2 separate regions of the Homo sapiens genome follow, and region 2 is linked to region 1. Evidence: read pairs that join two places in POLR2A ChIA-PET (ENCODE). Cell type or tissue: Panc1. All regions are shown on one strand. Links, peaks and the distances in the headings refer to the core of each region. The heading gives the core; the rest is flanking DNA. Region 1 overlaps VPS45 (vacuolar protein sorting 45 homolog). Region 2 overlaps LOC124904413 (a long non-coding RNA gene).

Region 1 (8,501 bases), core at 346-8,345:
TCTAATCTCCCTAGTCTCTCAAAAAGCTACTTCTGTGCTGCAGAGCTCTTGAGGTCAAGGCTGCATTTTTGTCACTAATTCTTTTGGCCTGTTTCCTTAAGAAATAACCCATATATTACAGAGAAAATTATACACTAAAACTCCTACAAAATTAAACCCTAATAATTCACAGAAACAAATTATTCAATGTTTTCTCCTCCATATCATATTATTGCTAGTTCACTGCAGCCCTACTATATCCAGGTATAAAACTGATTTTTAAAAAATATTAGCCTTTCCATTACTGAGAGTCTAAGATTCCAATATGTATTAAGAGTTGTAAACTTACTAAATATGTTAGTAATACCCAAGGTATCCTACATTCATCATGAAAATTGAGCCTTTCCATTCAAAGGTGAAACTATTGCTTTCAGTTACTTAAGCCTTCACAATAACTGGCCTCTGAAATATAAATTCCATAATCTTCTTACTGGTATGATAAATTTCACTATTTACTTATTGGCTAGGGCTATCTATTTACAAAAGTAAACTATAAACACTTGATATTGAATCATTTATGTGTTGCAAAAATCAACTAATATTTTTTCCTGTTTGGTGATTGCCATAGCAACTCCCTCTTTGCAAAAGTTTCTTTGGTCAGGAAGCCAGTGAACAATTCTGTCCAAAATTTTATTGAATCTTTATTGCTAAGATATCTGCTCAAATGTAATACAGTGTACTGCTTAGCATGCTATTAGGTCACACAGAGATACCAACGCTGACAATAGCTGGAAGAATCTAGCATAAGGCCTTCGCAGGACTGCCTTACCTTCTTAATTTTATATAAGGATGATTTGTTGAGGCCGGGTGCGGTGGCTCACTCTTGTAATCCCAGCACTTTGGGAGGCCAAGGCAGGTGGATCACTTGAGGTCCAGAGTTCGAGACCAGCCTGGCCAACATGGTGAAACCCCGTCTCTACCAAAAATACAAAAATTAGCCAGGTGTGGTGGTGCACGCCTGTAGTGCCAGCTACTCTGGAGGCTGAGGCAGGAGAATTGCTTGAATCCGGGAGGCAGAGGTTGCAGTGAGCTGAGATCAAACCACTGCACTCCAGCCTGGGCGACAGAGCAAGACTCCGTCCCCAAAAAAACAAAAGGTCATTTGTCAGGAACTTGAACACTAATTTAAGGAAAACCCTAGATGTTTCATTTTTTTTTCTTTTTTCTACTTTTTTGAACAGAAAATGAAGTTTTATTCATAGTACCTTTTTTTTTTTTTTTTTGAGACAGGGTCTTGCCCTGTCACCCAGGCTGGAGTGCAATGGTGCCATCTCAGCTCACTGCAAACTCTGTCTCCTGGGTTCAAGTGATTCTCGTGCCTCAGCCTCCCGAGTAGCTGGGATTACAGGCACACACCATCACACCCAACTAATTTTTGTATTTTTTAGTGGAGACGAGGTTTCACCATGTTGGGCAGGCTGGTCTCGAACTCCTGGCCTCAAGTGATATGCCTGCCTTGGCCTTCCACAGTGCTCAAAATGCTGAGATTACAGGCGTGAGCCACCGTGCCCAGCCCATAGCACTATTAATTAGTCAAACACATCTAAAACATGTATTTTTGTATGTACTATGACTAAATTACAAAGACATATAAAAAATCTTTACTAATCTATCTTTCTATCTAAATCCAACTTATATTATTTATTTTGAGACAGGGTCTTGCTCTGTCACCCAGGCTGGAGTGCAGTGGTACGATCTCAGCTTACTACAGCCTCCGCCTCCCGGACTCAAGCGATTCTCCTGCCTCAGCCTCCCAAGTACCTGAGACCACAGGTGGCGCCACCACACCTGGCTACTTTTTTGTATTTTTGGTAGAGATGGAGTTTCGCCACATTGCGCAGGCTGGTCTCAAACTCCTGAGTTCAAGCAATCTGCCCACTTCGGTCTCCCAAAGTGCTGGGATTACAGGCCTGAGCCACGATGCCTGGCCCCCAACTTATTTTTAATTTTTTATTTTTACTTATTTATTTATTTATTTATTTTTGAGACAGAGTCTCACTCTTGCTGCCCAGGCTGGAGTGCAGTGGTGCGATCTCGGCTCACTGCAACCTCCGCCTCCCAGGTTCAAACGATTCTCCTGCCTCAGCCTCCTGAGTAGCTGGGACTATAGGTGCCTGTCACCATGCCTGGCTAATTTTTGTATTTTTAGTAGAGATGGGGTTTCCCCATGTTGGCCAGGCTCCTCTCAAACTCATGACCTCAGGTGATCCGCCCACCTTGGCCTCCCAAAGTGCTGGGATTACAGGCATGACCCACCATGCCTGGCCCCCCTACTTATTATTATTATTATTATTTTATTATTTTTTGAGACGGAGTCGCCCTCTGTAGCCCAGGCTGGAGTGCAGTGGCACAGTCTCGGCTCACTGCAACCTCTGCTTCCCAGGTTCAAGTGATTCTCCTGCCTCAGCCTCCTGAGTAGCTGGGACTACAGGTGCACGCCACCACGCCCAGCTAATTTTTGTATTTTTAGTAGAGATGGGGTTTCACTGTGATAGCCAGGATGGTCTCGATCTTCTGACCTCATGATCCGCCTGCCTCGGCCTCCTAAAGTGCTAGGATTACAGGTGTGATCCACTGCACCTGGCCTATTTTTTTAAATGGAGATATATATGTTTAATTTTAACCTGCTGATATTTCAGATTAAAGGGATGATGCTACAATTCTTAGTCCCTGGCCATAAGGCTACAAATAGTGAGAAATATTAACTCTCAGAGGAATCACTTAAGGGTCAAATCATCTTTTTGAATTCTGATATGGAAGCCTATTTAAAAGCATATGATTAACTAAACATTCATGAAATAACTCATTTGGATCAAGAAGACAAAATCCCATATGGCTACCATCAAGTAATAAAACCTTCTGCACCCTAAATTATTAAATATTATTTAGAGAATAATGCAGCATTAGGCATTCAAGTAATACTGAGGAAGGAAATGCATAGTGGTTAAAAGCATGGGTTCTGGCTTCCAATACTAGCTCCATCTCTTACTAGTCATGTTTACTTGAATAAGTTAATCTCTCTGTGCCTCAGTTTCCATATATAAAGATAATAATAGTACAAACTTTATGTGAGGATTCAATGAATTAATAGATTTAAAGTACTTTCAGTACAGTGCCTAGCATACAGTATCTACTCAATAAGTATGAACTATTATTGCTTTATTAGCAGCAAAGGGAGACACTTGAAAAAATAGCTCTAATAATATTATGTCACTTCTGTGCTCAAAAATATTCAAGAGGTGCCCTTGAATTAGGTACAAAACCCTCAGTTTGACATTTTAGGATGCATGGCTATCCTTCCAAATCATATCATCTACTGATGTTCAAAATGGAGTTTCTATAATGTCACTACCATTTTATCCACTCCCAAGATCATAACCACACTGACACTTCCATTTCTAGAATTAAGGGAGATTATATAAGGTGAAAATTATCTTGTAATAAAACACATACAAATGCAGGATAAAAAATGACAAACATTCTTTTAAATGAATATCTAACTTCTTTGGAAAGTGAGAGGAATTGCTAAGGGTCAGCACAAAAAGGGAACCAAAACTTAGCTTGATAAGTATAAACTGATGCTACAACTATCTAATAGGTGTGTGCCAGTGTTATTAAACAAGGGCACTGTGTTTTAGTAGCCACAGAGGGTCAGGAAAGAAGGCTTAGGCCTCGGTAAGAAAATAAATCAAAATTGAGATTTCCATGTAATATAGAGACCCTCACTGAAAAAGTGGACTAAAAAAATCTATCTGCACAAGGAGATATGCTTTGCAAGGTTCAGGAACCCTTATGTATAGCAACTAACATAAAAATGATTCCAGACTGACAATGCTCTTGGGGTACCTAGCAAAAATGAAAGAAGAATATGCAAGAGAGATGTATCTTGAATGTCAGCTCCTCACGGGTGCTATAGATAAAATCCTTCTTAAGATAACTCATAAGTCAAAATCACAGAACACATGCAGAAATGCTTCATCATGAGTTAATGTTAGCAGATATAACAGCAGAATTAGACCTACACATACTTCAGATTATAGAGTTAATGTGGTTTAGGAAAAATAAAGGATTTGAAAACATGAGAAAAAAAGAGGATACTAACAAAAACATCAGGCAAATTTGAAAAAGAAGCAAAATAGAACTCGTGAGCATAAAAATATAATATTAGTGGACTTAGTAGACAAATTAAACATAGATTAGATATAGCTGAAGAAAGAATTACTAAACTGGAACACTGATCTGAAAAAATTATACAGAAGACAGCACAGACAGATAGCAGATGGATAACATAAATGAGAGATTAAGAGACCTGAAGAATAGATGAAGGTTTAACATATATCTCACAGTAATTCCAGAAGGATAGACAACAGGAGATGAAAGAGAAGCAACAGTCAAAGAAATAATGACTGTAAAATTTCCAGAAATTATGCCAAACATGACTTTTTCATACCAAGTAATACAGCATTCCATTGTTGTCTTACTTTTAAGTAAGTGAAAATTATCAACCTGAAATTCTAAACTTGGCTGAATTAAGACACTTTTAGACAAAGGCATCAAAATGAACAATAGCTGAAAAAAATACTAAAGTTTTTTTTTTTTTTTAAGACAGGGTCTTGTTCAGATAGGCTGGGGGGTGGTGACATGATCACGGCTCACTGCAGCCTCAATCTCCCAGGCTTGTGATCTTCCCACCTCAGCCTCCCAAGTAGCTGGGACCACAGACACATGCTACCATGCCCAGCTAATTTTTGTGTTTTTTTGTAGAGACAAAGTTTCACCATGTTGCCCAGCCTGAACTCCTTGAACTCCTCTTGAATTCCTGGGCTCAAGCAATCCGCCTGCCTTGGCCTCCCAAAGTGCTGGGATTACAGGTGTGAGCCACCATGCCTAGTCCATGCCCAGCTAATTTTACCTTTTTTTTTTTTTTAGAAACAGAGTCACTCTATATTGCTCAGGTTTGGTCTTAAACTTCTGAGCTCAAATGATCCTCCCGCCATGGCCTCCTAAACTACTGGCCAATAATTTTTTTTTTTTTTTTTGAGATGGTGTTTTGCTCTGTTGCCCAGGCTGGAGTGCAGTGACTCGATCTTGGCTCACTGCAACCTCCACCTCCCCGGTTCAAGCAATTCTCCAGCCTCCTGAGTAGCTGGGATTACAGGCATGTGCCACCACGCCTGGCTAATTGTTGCATTTTTCAGGAGAGATGGGATTTCACCATGTTGGCCAGGCTGGTCTTGAATTCCTGACCTCAAGTGATCTGCCCACCTCGGCCTCCCAAAGCGCTGGGAGTACAGGCATGGGATTCAGGCAAGAGTGTTCTTTAGTTAGAAGAAAATTGGATTGAAGAAAGAGCCAGGAGGAAAGAAACAAAGTGGAGGGGGAAAAGGGGGCAAATATGTGAGTAAATATAGATAAACATTAACTACTGAAAATAATGATTAATTTGGGAATTTAAAAAGGTAAAACCAAAACACTGGACAATGATAGTGTACAAATTGGGAGGAAAGTGATTACAGTTAAAACATTTTAATATTCTTATATTATTTGTGAGAAAGGCAGAAATAGATTAAGTGTAGCCTTTATTTCTTCTTCTTCTTCTTCTTTTTTTCTTTGAGACAGAGTCTCTCTCTGTCACCCAGGCTGGAATGCAGTGGCATGATTTCGGCTCACTGCAACCTCTACCTCCCAGGTTCAAGCATTCTCCTGCCTCAGCCTCCTGAGTAGCTGGGACTACAGGCGCCTGCCACCACGCCTGGCTAATTTTTGTATTTTTAGTAGAGACGGGGTTTCACCATGTTGGCCAGGCTGGTCTCAAACTCCTGACCTCAAATGATCTACCCACCTTGGCCTCCCAAAGTGCTGGGATTACAGGTGGGAGCCACCACGCCTGGCTTATTTCTTCTTTTATTCAAAAAATATCTTTTAAGAACAGGTAAAACTAATCTACGGTGACAGAAGTCATAATAATGAATACTTTGCACGGATTTGTGACAAGGAGGGAGCATGAGGAATAAGAAAGGCTGCTGGGGGTGCTGGCAATGTGCTATTTCTTGATCATTACACTCAGAGGTCATCTCATAGATATATTCACTTTGCAATGTTTTACTGAGCTGTTTATCATTTATATACTTTTCCGTACATAATGAAATAACTGTGTGTAAGTGTATGTATGTGGTATCACAGAAAGATATTTGGTCTTTGTCCCCATTCTTGGCACAGAGCTCCTAATTCCCTAAGAATTTTCTGAGTACTGAGGGTGACGGGAGTGTCTTTTGTTTCAATGAGATGACTCTTGGTGGGCCTCTAGATAGCTTCAGGATGAGGGCTAGTTGCCGGAAAGGCCAAGCCTTAATAAGAAACTTTGAATTTTCAGTCCCACCCCTGAACCTCCAGGGTGGGGAAAACAGTTGGAGCCTGAATCAATCACCAGGGGCTAATGATTTAATCAAGCATGCCCACATAACGAAACCTCCATAAAAACCCCTACCCAATAGTGTTCGAAGAGTTTGTGGGTTGGTGAACGTATCAAGGTGCTGGGGTGGGGTGGGTGTTCCTAGAGCAGGCATGGAGACTCCACACCCCACCCCTATACCTTGCCCTATGCATCTCTTACATTTGGCTGTTCCTGAGTTGTATCCTTTGTAATAACTGGCAAATGCAGTAAAGTGGTTTCCTGAGTTGTGTGAACTGTTCTAGTAAATTATCAAACCTGAGGAAGGGGTCATGGGAACCCCTGATTTACAACCAGTCACTCCCGAAATACGGGTGGTCTGGAACTTGTGACTGGCATCTGAAGTAGGGGTGGTCTTGTGGGGTTAAGCCCTTTTAACTTTGAGATGAGATGCTAACTCCAGGTAGATCGTGTCAGAATTGAATCAAATTGCTAAATATCCAGTTGGTGTCTGGAGAATTGGAAAAATGGTGTTGGGAAAGACATGGTGTATTTGGTGTCAAGAAGAAAAAAGCCCCTCACTGTAATATTTCTCACTGTAATATTTCTGTAGAAGTTATAAAAGGAAACCCTACAGCACAGTTTACACAAAACTAAAATTCTGATAGACTGTAAAGATATCATGTTAAATATGTATCCTAAAAATAATTTTTAAAATGCATCTTAGTATTTATATAATCTTGTGTAGGAAATAACTTTCTAGGCATGACACCAAAGGCAGAAATCACAGGTAACTGTGACCATATAAAATTAAAGTAATAACAACAAAACTTTTATACAACAAAACACTGTGAATAGTATAAAACAAAAATATAGAGGAAAAAGATTTGCAAAATAAATACTAGACAAATGGCCAATAACCTTATTTATATAAATAGAATTAAAAAAATTATTAAGAAAAAAAGGAATACTTCAATTGTGGAATGGGCAAAGAATATGAACTAGCAATTCACAAAAGAAATATATAAATAGCCAGTGAGTTCTGGACACTAACAAAGAGGTTAGTAATTGGCCCAAGTTTACAAAAATAGTAAGAGGGAAATCAGGATTCAAACCCAAGAAATCTTATCCAGTAAATATTTGTTTAATGAATGAATGATTATATATTTAACACTAGAAGACGTTTACATCAGACTGCAAAATGAAAGTTAAAACACAGAATGTACGATGAGATCCCTTTCTGCCCACACACTCATACAAACGTCTATACAGGCTTAAAAAAAGGCCTGAAAACACTAAAACGTAACAGTGGTTAGATTATGGAAACGTTTTTTCTCCTTGTACTTTCTGAATTAAAAATATTCAGAATATGCATATATTACTTCCATAATAAAGGAGAAAAGTTATATTAAAAACCAAATAATCATACAAAATTAAAAAGTATACAAATACTTTTAATGACTCCCAATTATCTAGAATACATGGCTCAGCATGGATCTCTCAGGGTCCCCAATCTTTAGATTCAACAATCATGTCACGGTTCTCCAGTCTTTTCCTCTTCTACCTTTAGCTGCCAAATTAATCCTCCTAAAACACCGTGAGTTTCTTGTAATCACTACTTTCAATAATTCCCCATTTTCTATGTAAAAAAGTAGAAATTCCCAAGCCTGGCACTCAAGGCCTTCCACAATGATGGCATTCAATCATCCTTTCACTTTATTACACACATTCCAGCTAGTCAACTATTTGCTGTTCTTTGTGTATGTATGTTGCCTACAGCTTTTATAACTTGTTCACGTGGTTAACTCTACCTAGAATGTGCTCTCCCTCCATATGTCCATTTTCACCCAAGGCTCAGCTAATATACTATCTTCTATGTGAAACATTTGCTAATTTCCCTTAGTCACTCTGAGAATCCTTGGCCCTTTTATCTGCCTCTCTGGGCACTTGTTTTCTTATTTTTAAATGTTCTTTCCTAATAGACAATAACTTGAGGTAGGATCTTTAGATTATTCATCTTTGTATTCTTACTGAATACTTGCTAAGTGAATAAAGTTAATCAACAAAATAG
Region 2 (8,501 bases), core at 318-8,317, 54 kb after region 1:
GGCAAGTGACAGCAAATCCAGAATATGAAGTGCCTACTTATTTTTAATTTAGGGTATAAGTAAACTATAATAACAAGAAATATTTTCAATAGTAAAGACATTAAATTTAAAAAATAAATCATGACATCCTTCAAATATGAATGACTACATTAACTTAAAATCTTCAACTTGAAAAATTTGTTTTCACTGGGTCCAAGAAATCAGTGCTTTAAGGATAGAAAACAGGAAGTCAAAAAATGCAGTATTGGTCAGGCACGTGGCTTACTCCTGTAATCCCAACACTTTGGAAGGCCAAGGCGAGGCCAATCGTTTGAGTCCAGAAGTTCAAGACCAGCTTAGACAATATGATGAAACTCTGTCTGTACAAAAAAATACAAAAAATTAGTTGGGCATGGTGGCCAGCGCCTCCAGTCCCAGCTACTTGGGAGGCTGAGATGGGAGGATCACCTGAGCCCAGGAGGTTGAGGTTACAGTGTGCCACTGCACTGCAGCCTGGGTGACAGAGTGAGACCTGTCTCCAAAAAAAAAAGCACTATTTACATTTGTACATTTTATTTAGGCTTGTAAATATGTAAGTTAAATAATCAGGAATGATTATCTAAATAATTAAATGTACTTCAGCTTTCTCCATGTATACTATTTAGAGGTTTAACTGCCCATTTTGTGTTTAATCAAAATCATGATTTTCCCCCACCAGAGCTCAAGGCTTCAACACAAAACAAAGAATATGTAAATAAGCTTCAGCATAATTATAATAACAATATGGCCAACTCAGTTATTTTAGATTATTAATTCTCTATTTACTATAATCCTTGTTGCTTCATGTTAACACTTCTCTCATAAGCCATGGATAGGAAGGAAGTAAAGATGAAATTCAATGAAACTGAAGTTAATTAGATTTCCTACTTGATAACAATTGAAAAAAATATTTGCATAAAGAATGGCAGTATTGGCCAGGCACAGTGGTTCATGCCTGTAATCCTAGCACTTTGGGAGGCTAAGTCAGGAGGATTGCTTGAGCCCAGGAATTTGAGACCAACCTGGGCAACATAGCTAAACCTTGTCTCTACACAAAATTTAAAAATTAGCTAGGTGTAGCGGGTACATCTGTGGTCCCAGCTACTTGAGAAGCGTGCGGTAGGATTGCTTGAGCCCTGGAAATCGAGGCTGCAGTGAGCCATGTTCATGCCACTGCACTCCAGGCAACAGAGTGAGACTCTGCCAGAAAGAAAAGAAAAGAAAAAAGAGAAGAGAAGAGAAGAGAGAAAAGAAGAAAGAAAGAGAAAGAAAGAAAGGATTACTTGTGTCATACAACTAGTATTTGTGCAGTGTTCTTAATTTCTCTAACCATTTCTTCATCAGATAAATGGTAATAACGTAACCTACCTCATGAATTTGTGAGAATTAAATGAAATAATGTGCAAAAAAGTATTTTACACAGTGCCTGGTGCATAGTAAATGCTCAATAAATATCAGCTTCGATTATTAGAAATCAAAAGGTAAACATGTTTTAGCTTATTTTTCACTTATGGTTATATGTATTTCCCATTGACAAGAAAATTTAAACATAGAATCAATTTCAGAAAATGTCATCCATAGCTTCTAAATATAATTTCCATTAAGACTTGATCTTGTATTACTATACAATAATAGAAATACTAATGGGAAGATTTGACCTGCTCCATCATAATTTGTAAAACATGCAATTTTTATGAAGAAAAAACTTAGGAAAAATATGCTTCAAGTGATTTCAGAGGCTTAGTGTCTACGCAGCCTCAAATCAAACAGAATTTGTTAAATTTTCATCACAGTTCACCAACTGTGATGTGCTGAGCTTTATGGTAGCAAAAGCATTTAATAGCTTTAAATCATTGAGTAAAAATTATCTGCATGAAGAGTTCTGTCTGCACATTCAATAATTTCAGTGATTCCACCTTTCTGAGTAGGTAAATTGATAATAGCCACAGTGAGAATATTATAGCTGAGTTGGCTTGTAGCATGACTACCAACCAGCTATCAAATCCTGTGCAGACTCCTTTAAAATAACGATCCTGAATTCATACTTTTTATTACAAATAAGTTCACCATTTGTAGCATTTTGAGATGGCCAAAGAAACTGGATTTCTGTATTGCAACCACTCCACAGCAAGAAACATTTCTTTTTTTTTCTTTGAGACGGTCTTGCTCTGTCACCCAGGCTGGAGTGCAGTGGTGCCATCTTGGTTCACTGCAACCTCTGCCTCTGGGTTCTAGTGATTATCATGCCTCAGCCTCCTCAATAACTGGCACTACAGGTGCCCGCCACCAAACTGGCTAATTTTTGTATTTTTAGTACAGGCAGGGTTTCACCATGTTGGCCAGGCTGGTCTCGAACTCCTGGCCTCAAGTGATCTGCCTGCCTTGGCCTCCCAAAGTGCTGGGATTATAGGCATGAGCCACCATGCCTAGCCTAGAACCATTTCTATCTGCAGAAACTACAGGTAATATACTCAGAGACCTGAGTAACTGAAAATTTAGTTAAATAAGATCTTTGCATTCCCAAGGATGAAATGATCTAGTCTGAGTGAAATTTTTGGTGATTTGAGCTTGTTATAAGTATAAGTCAGGGCCAGCCTTGGTGGGTCACGCCTGTAATCCCAGCACTTTGGGAGGCGGAGATGGGTGGATCACTTGAGGTCAGGAGTTTGAGACCAGCCTGATCAACATGGTGAAACTCTGATTCTACTAAAAATACACAATTAGCCGGGCGTGGTGGTGCATGCCTGTAATCCCAGGTACTCAGGAGGCTGAGGCAGGAGAATCGCTTAAACCCGGGAGGTGGAGGTTGCAGTGAGCCGAGATCGCGCGCCATTGCAGTCCAGCCTGGGCAACAAGAGTGAAACTCCGTCTCAAAAAAAAAAAAAAAAAAAAAGAAAGAAGAAGAAAAAGAAAACAAATGTATGTCAGGTTTCCCCCTTCACTTTTTAATCAGTTCTAGACCATTTTATAGATTAGCAGCTTTCAAAATGTAGACTGTGCACTATGGTAGTTTTGTAAGTTGCTCTGATATATAAAATAGAATGTGCTTTTGTTTAAGAGAGATTCCTAGCTAACACAGGTAGAAAAGAACAGTTGCTCAGAGTAAGACATAATTTCTTGGCAAAAGATTAGAAAAGGGAATTCGCTGAAAATGAAATAAATGACTAGTAAACATTCGAAGAGATGCTCAATGGTAATCTAAAAAATGCAAATTAAAGTCACAATGGAATTACCATTTCATATCCAAAAATTAAAATGTCTGATAATACCAAGTGTTGGTGAAAATGTAGAACAACACTTCATATATTGCCAGCAGAAGTGTAAAAATTGGTATAACATTTTGGAGAGCAATGTGGACATTAAAAAGCTAAAGATATACTGTACATACTCTTGTACTCAAAAATTCGTCCCCTTGGTATATTTCCCTCTTCCTTCCATGGAAACTCCCAAGGAAGCTTCCTTTCTTTGTTCCGTGAAAGGGCCATATGTGCAAAGTGGCCCCCAAATGCTGAAGGAGCTGAGAAGGCAAAGAAGGAGGCAGACAAATCCAGTTTGTCAGTTTTGAGTGATTTATTAGGGGAATGTACAGACAGAAATATGGTTCTGGGCAGCTGCATGACAGGTAGATCTCTGCATCGAAACCTTCCAGACCCAGGGCTTATATCTTAGGGAAAGTATATGTGATCTGGAAGGAGTATGTAGGTGGCTGTGGGCATCACAGCCTATGATTTCTGCAATTGCATCAAGTGTGGTTTAGGAGGAAACTTACAGTGAATAGAAGTTCTTACATAAAGACTAATACATCATTTAGACATTCTGGAGGCATTCCCAGACTCGGGGTTAGTCAGAAGTTACGTGGCAGATTAGCATTTAAAATAAAGTCACTCTTGTCCCCACACTTGTTATTAGGCTAGGAGTAGCCAAGCAGGTCTTGGGGCAGCCAGAGCCCCTGGGCAGGTCACTGCTGGCTATGAACAGCCTCCTTTTTTTTACCTATATGCTTTTCCAAGATTTCCTATGTGCGGTCATGAAAGGAATTGGAAATCGTTGCCCTAGAGAACTCTCACATGTATGTGAGACACGTATGAGAATGTTCTTAACAGTATTGCTGATAATAGCAAAAAAGTTGAAAACAACCTAAATGTCCGTCAACAGAAGAATAAATAAATAAATCATGGTATGATTTTATAACAAAATACTATATTCATATTTAGCAGTTAAGACAAATAAACCAGAGTTAAGGGCATCCATATGGTTGACTCTCAAAAAGATGGTAGGGGTATAGAAACAACATACATAGTCCTTGTAGAGTATGATATTATTTATATAACATTTGAAAACATGCAAAAAATAATAGTATATTGTTTAGGGCTACAAACCTATAGATAGGTGTATGAAGAAATGCTACATGTGGCTGGGCACAGTGGCTTACGCCTATAATCCCAGCATTTGCGGGCCAAGGCAAGAGGATTGTTGGAGGCCAGAAGTTTGAGACCAGCCAGGACAACACAAGGAGACACCATCTCTACAAATTAAACAAAAAAAATTTTTTTTGTTTTTTGTTTTTTGTTTTAGTCAGCCGGGTGCGATGAGCTTGAGGCTGCAGTGAGCCATGAACGTTCCACTGCAGTCCAGCCTGGGGGACAGCAAGACCCGGTCTCAGAAAAAAAAGAAAAGAAAAGAAAAGAGAAAAAATAAATCCTACACGAGAATGATAACCAAATTCAATTAGTGGTTATTTCTAGCATGGGAGCAAGTGGGATGCCACTGGGAACCAGAGCATAGGTGCTTCAACTATAATGCTGATGCTTCATTTCTTAAGATGGGTAGAGGGTATGTGGATATTCCTCATATTTAATAATAGCTTTTTGCCTGTCTTACTGCATAATAAATATTTAATCTGACTTTACTGGTGGAAAGTCAACCTTCAGCCTCAGCTTTGGGCAGAATTAATTGCTGGATAAACTGTAACCTTCGTTCCTTCAGTAAATACCTATTGCATATCTTGTATGTCAGATGCTATGTAAGTTTGAGAGGGCTGCAATAACGAAGTACCCCCAGACTCAGTAGCTTAAACAATAGAAACGTATTTCCTCAATAGTTCTGGTGGCTAGATGTCTAAGGTCAAGTGTCAAAGGTTGGTTTCTTCTGAGGCCTCTCATAGATGGCTGTCTTCTCCTGTGTCTTCACATGGTCTCTATGTGGTGTCTGTGTCCTAATCTCCTAATCTCTTCTCATAAGGACACCAATCATATTAGGGCCCACCCTAATGACCTCGTTTAACCTTAATTACCTCTTTAAAGACCCTTTCTCCAAATGCAATCCCATACAGAGATACTGAAGGTCAGGACTTCAACACAGGAATTTTGCAGGGACACAGTTCATCACCTAACAGATGCTAACTGGTGAATAAATCCTTCAGCCCTAGATGTCACCTAATAGCCTGAAAATATGTGAGATGAGGCATTGAAATCTCACTGAAGGAGTCACGCTGATATTACTTGTATTTTCTCTTTTATATGCCAATATTAAATAGGAACATATGGCCCTACTTCTATCCTGGATTTTTTTTCTCTTTTAAACTATCTTCTATTTCATGAAATGGTTGAGATGACTAAAAATATTCTAAATCAAAAGACTGCTGGTTTTTTTTGTTTGTTTGCAATGGCAAACAGATGTAATGGATCATGTAATTCATATTGGTCTGAACCCTTCCAACTTTTAGCTGAATATTTTGTATTTACATTGTTATTAAGTTTTATGTTTATGTTTTAAAATAATTTTAAAATAATTTTTCTTTCTTTTTTTCCCTCTCTTTGAAGAGCAAGGCTGCTCCATAGGCAGTGTGCCCAGAGTAGCCGAGTTTTATGTTTATTTTAATGAACATATTAGTAAATGTTAATCTTCCCTACCTAGACTGGGCATTAAAGAAAGAATATGATGGTGGCTCGTGCCTGTAATCCCAGCACTTTAGGAGGCTGAGGCGGGCAGATCATCTGAGGTTGGGAGTTTAAGACCGAGCCTGACCAACATGGAAAAACCCCGTCTCTACTAAAAATACAAAATTAGCCGGGTGTGATGGCGCATGCCTGTAATCCCAGCTACTCGGGAGGCTGAGGCAGGAGAATCGATTGAACCTGGGAGGAGGAGGAGGCGGTGAGCCGAGATTGCGCCATTGCACTCCAGCCTGGGCAACAAGAGTGAAACTCTGTCTCAAAAAAAAAAAAGAAAGAATATGAAAAGTGGCCAGGTGCGGTGGCTCATGTCTGTAATCCCAGCATTTTGGGAGGCGGGGGGGGGGGGGGTGGATCACGAGGTCAGGAGTTCAAGACCAGCCTGGCCAAGATGGTGAAACCCTGTCTCTAGTAAAAACTACAAAAATTAGCCAGGTGTGGTGGCAGGCACCTGTAATCCCAGCTACTCAGGAGGCTGAGGCAGAAGAATCGCTTGAACCTGGGCGGCAGAGGTTGCAGTGAGCCGAGATCACACCACTGCACTCCAGCCTGGCCAAGAGAGTAAGACTCCGTCACAAAAAAAAAAAAAAAAAAGAAAAGAAAGTAAGAAAGTATATATTTGCATTCAGTACCTTAATTTGTCAGTATTCTTTAAAAATGTCTAATACATAATATATTTACTTTAAAACACAGATTTGGTATATTTTGTAAGAAAATTATAAAATAAGAAATTTATTGTAAAAGAAATATTTTTTCCTAACTAGTCTCTGACAGATAAGCATAAAGAATACCTAAAATACCTTTTATACTGGATGTTTTATTGTGCTTTTCTCTTCTAAAGTGAGATTGAAAGGCTGTCTAATGAAATACCAAGCTACTTAAACCACCAATTTGGAGATTAATGTGGTATGACATATCTTATTGTTTATTTCCTTAAAACTCAATGTGTTTGGGAAATGTTGATCAAACTTTAATGTGCATGTACAAATCTCCTGGGGATTCATCAAGTGTGGATCTTGCTAAAATGAAGATTTTTTAGTCAATGGATCTGGGATGAGGTCTTATTACATCATGTATTTTTATTTATTTAATTTATTTACTTATTTTTATTTTTCAAGACAGGGTCACCCAGTCTCAAAAAATAAACAGCCTGTCACCCAGGCTGGAGTGCAGTGCTACAATCATAACTCGGCTTACTGCAACCTCAAACTCCTGGTCTCAGGTGACCCTCCTCCCTCAGCCTCCTGAGTAGCTGGGAGTACAGGGATGTGCTACCATGCCCATTAATTTATTTGTATTTTTTTGTAGAGACAGGATTTTTCCATGTTGCCCAGGCTGATCTCGAACTCCTGGACTCAAGTGATTGGCCCCGCCTTGGTCTCCCAAAGTGCTGGGATTAAAGGCACCAGCCTATATCCTTTGTTTTTAACTAGCTCCAGATGATGTTGGTGCTGGCGTTCCATGGACCACATTTTGAGTAGCAAAGCAGTAGAGGGTCAAGATTATTGGGGGCTGAGCGAATACAAGGAGATTGAGTAGTTTTTGTTCTCTTTCCGTTGAGCTTTAATACTATTCTTTACCCCTAAATCTTCTGTCCCACAATCCTTCATCCAATTCTATTAGTATTTGCCCCTTAAAATGGGCTCATAATTATGCTCCAAGGGCATTTGGGCAGTGCTTTCACTTGTCATACTTTTCTGCTTTAGGCTTGGTTCAGACCTTTTGAGTTAAGCTGTGATGTTAGCTAGCTATACATTTCTGTTTATTCATACTTATTGCCTTAGCACAGTCATATCTCTACATTCTTAGAGTAAGGATTACTGAGTCTACATGTTTAAAACATTATGATAATGAAAAGTACTTTATTGGACAAATCCTAACAGAATGCTGTTTCACTGTATATAATGTTTTAGAGTATCAAGACACAGAACCTCAGAATCATGGGCAATAATTTTATTTCATGATTAAAAACTAATGAACACCTCTAAGAGAAAAGACTGAATCCTTTCATTTTAAAATAGTTGTTCTTACTACTTACAAATACAAGATTATTGTGTATCGTCATCATCCAATCTCCTTACAGAAGCATGTAGTATATGGAGAAGACAGTTGACCCATGGAGAACTATTCTTAGCTCCTCTGCCAGTGACACTAGTCAACTCATGGGAGAACTTACCAATTTGGCCTCTCTGAGAATAAAGAGGAAGATAAATTAATAAGGTTTGGATTATAGATTTTAAGAAAATTGTTACTTTTTCAACTTCTTATTTTGAAATTTAAAACTTACAGAAAAGTTGCAAAAATAGAGAGTTCCCTTATACTCTTTACCAAACTTCCTTCAATATTAACTTCTTACATAACCATAGTACAAAGACCAAAACTGGGAAATTATCATTGGTAAAATACTATTAACTAAATTACTCTTTCTAAGCACACTGGTCAGTTGTTTCGTAGAATATCCGTCAATATGGGTTTATCTAATGTTTTCTCATTATTAGATTGAGATTGTGCATTTTTGGCAGAAATATC

Evidence for each region. ChIA-PET counts read pairs that join two places held together with the same protein. Peaks named below come from ENCODE experiments on the same cell type or tissue, not always from the same donor. Only the 100,000 strongest peaks of a DNase experiment are listed, where the experiment ranks them.
Region 2: POLR2A ChIA-PET joins it to region 1 with 9 read pairs; 6 of 35 experiments call an interaction of 5 or more read pairs at or near these places.

What each region holds. Positions count from the first base shown.
Region 1 is chr1:150,111,045-150,119,545 of GRCh38, reverse strand. All of the region lies in intron 14 of VPS45 (vacuolar protein sorting 45 homolog), which reads right to left. Among named protein-coding and RNA genes, the nearest start is that of PLEKHO1, 35 kb to the left of the region's middle. In Panc1, for the core only: no CTCF peak of the experiment used is centred there; no DNase peak of the experiment used is centred there.
Region 2 is chr1:150,057,119-150,065,619 of GRCh38, reverse strand. LOC124904413 (a long non-coding RNA gene) reads right to left here. Exons shown (of 3, transcript XR_007066598.1): 3 at 8,097-8,161. It also overlaps a transcript of OTUD7B not described here. Among named protein-coding and RNA genes, the nearest start is that of VPS45, 6.4 kb to the left of the region's middle. In Panc1, for the core only: no CTCF peak of the experiment used is centred there; a DNase peak (open chromatin) is centred at 3,823; H3K27ac peaks cover 892 bases.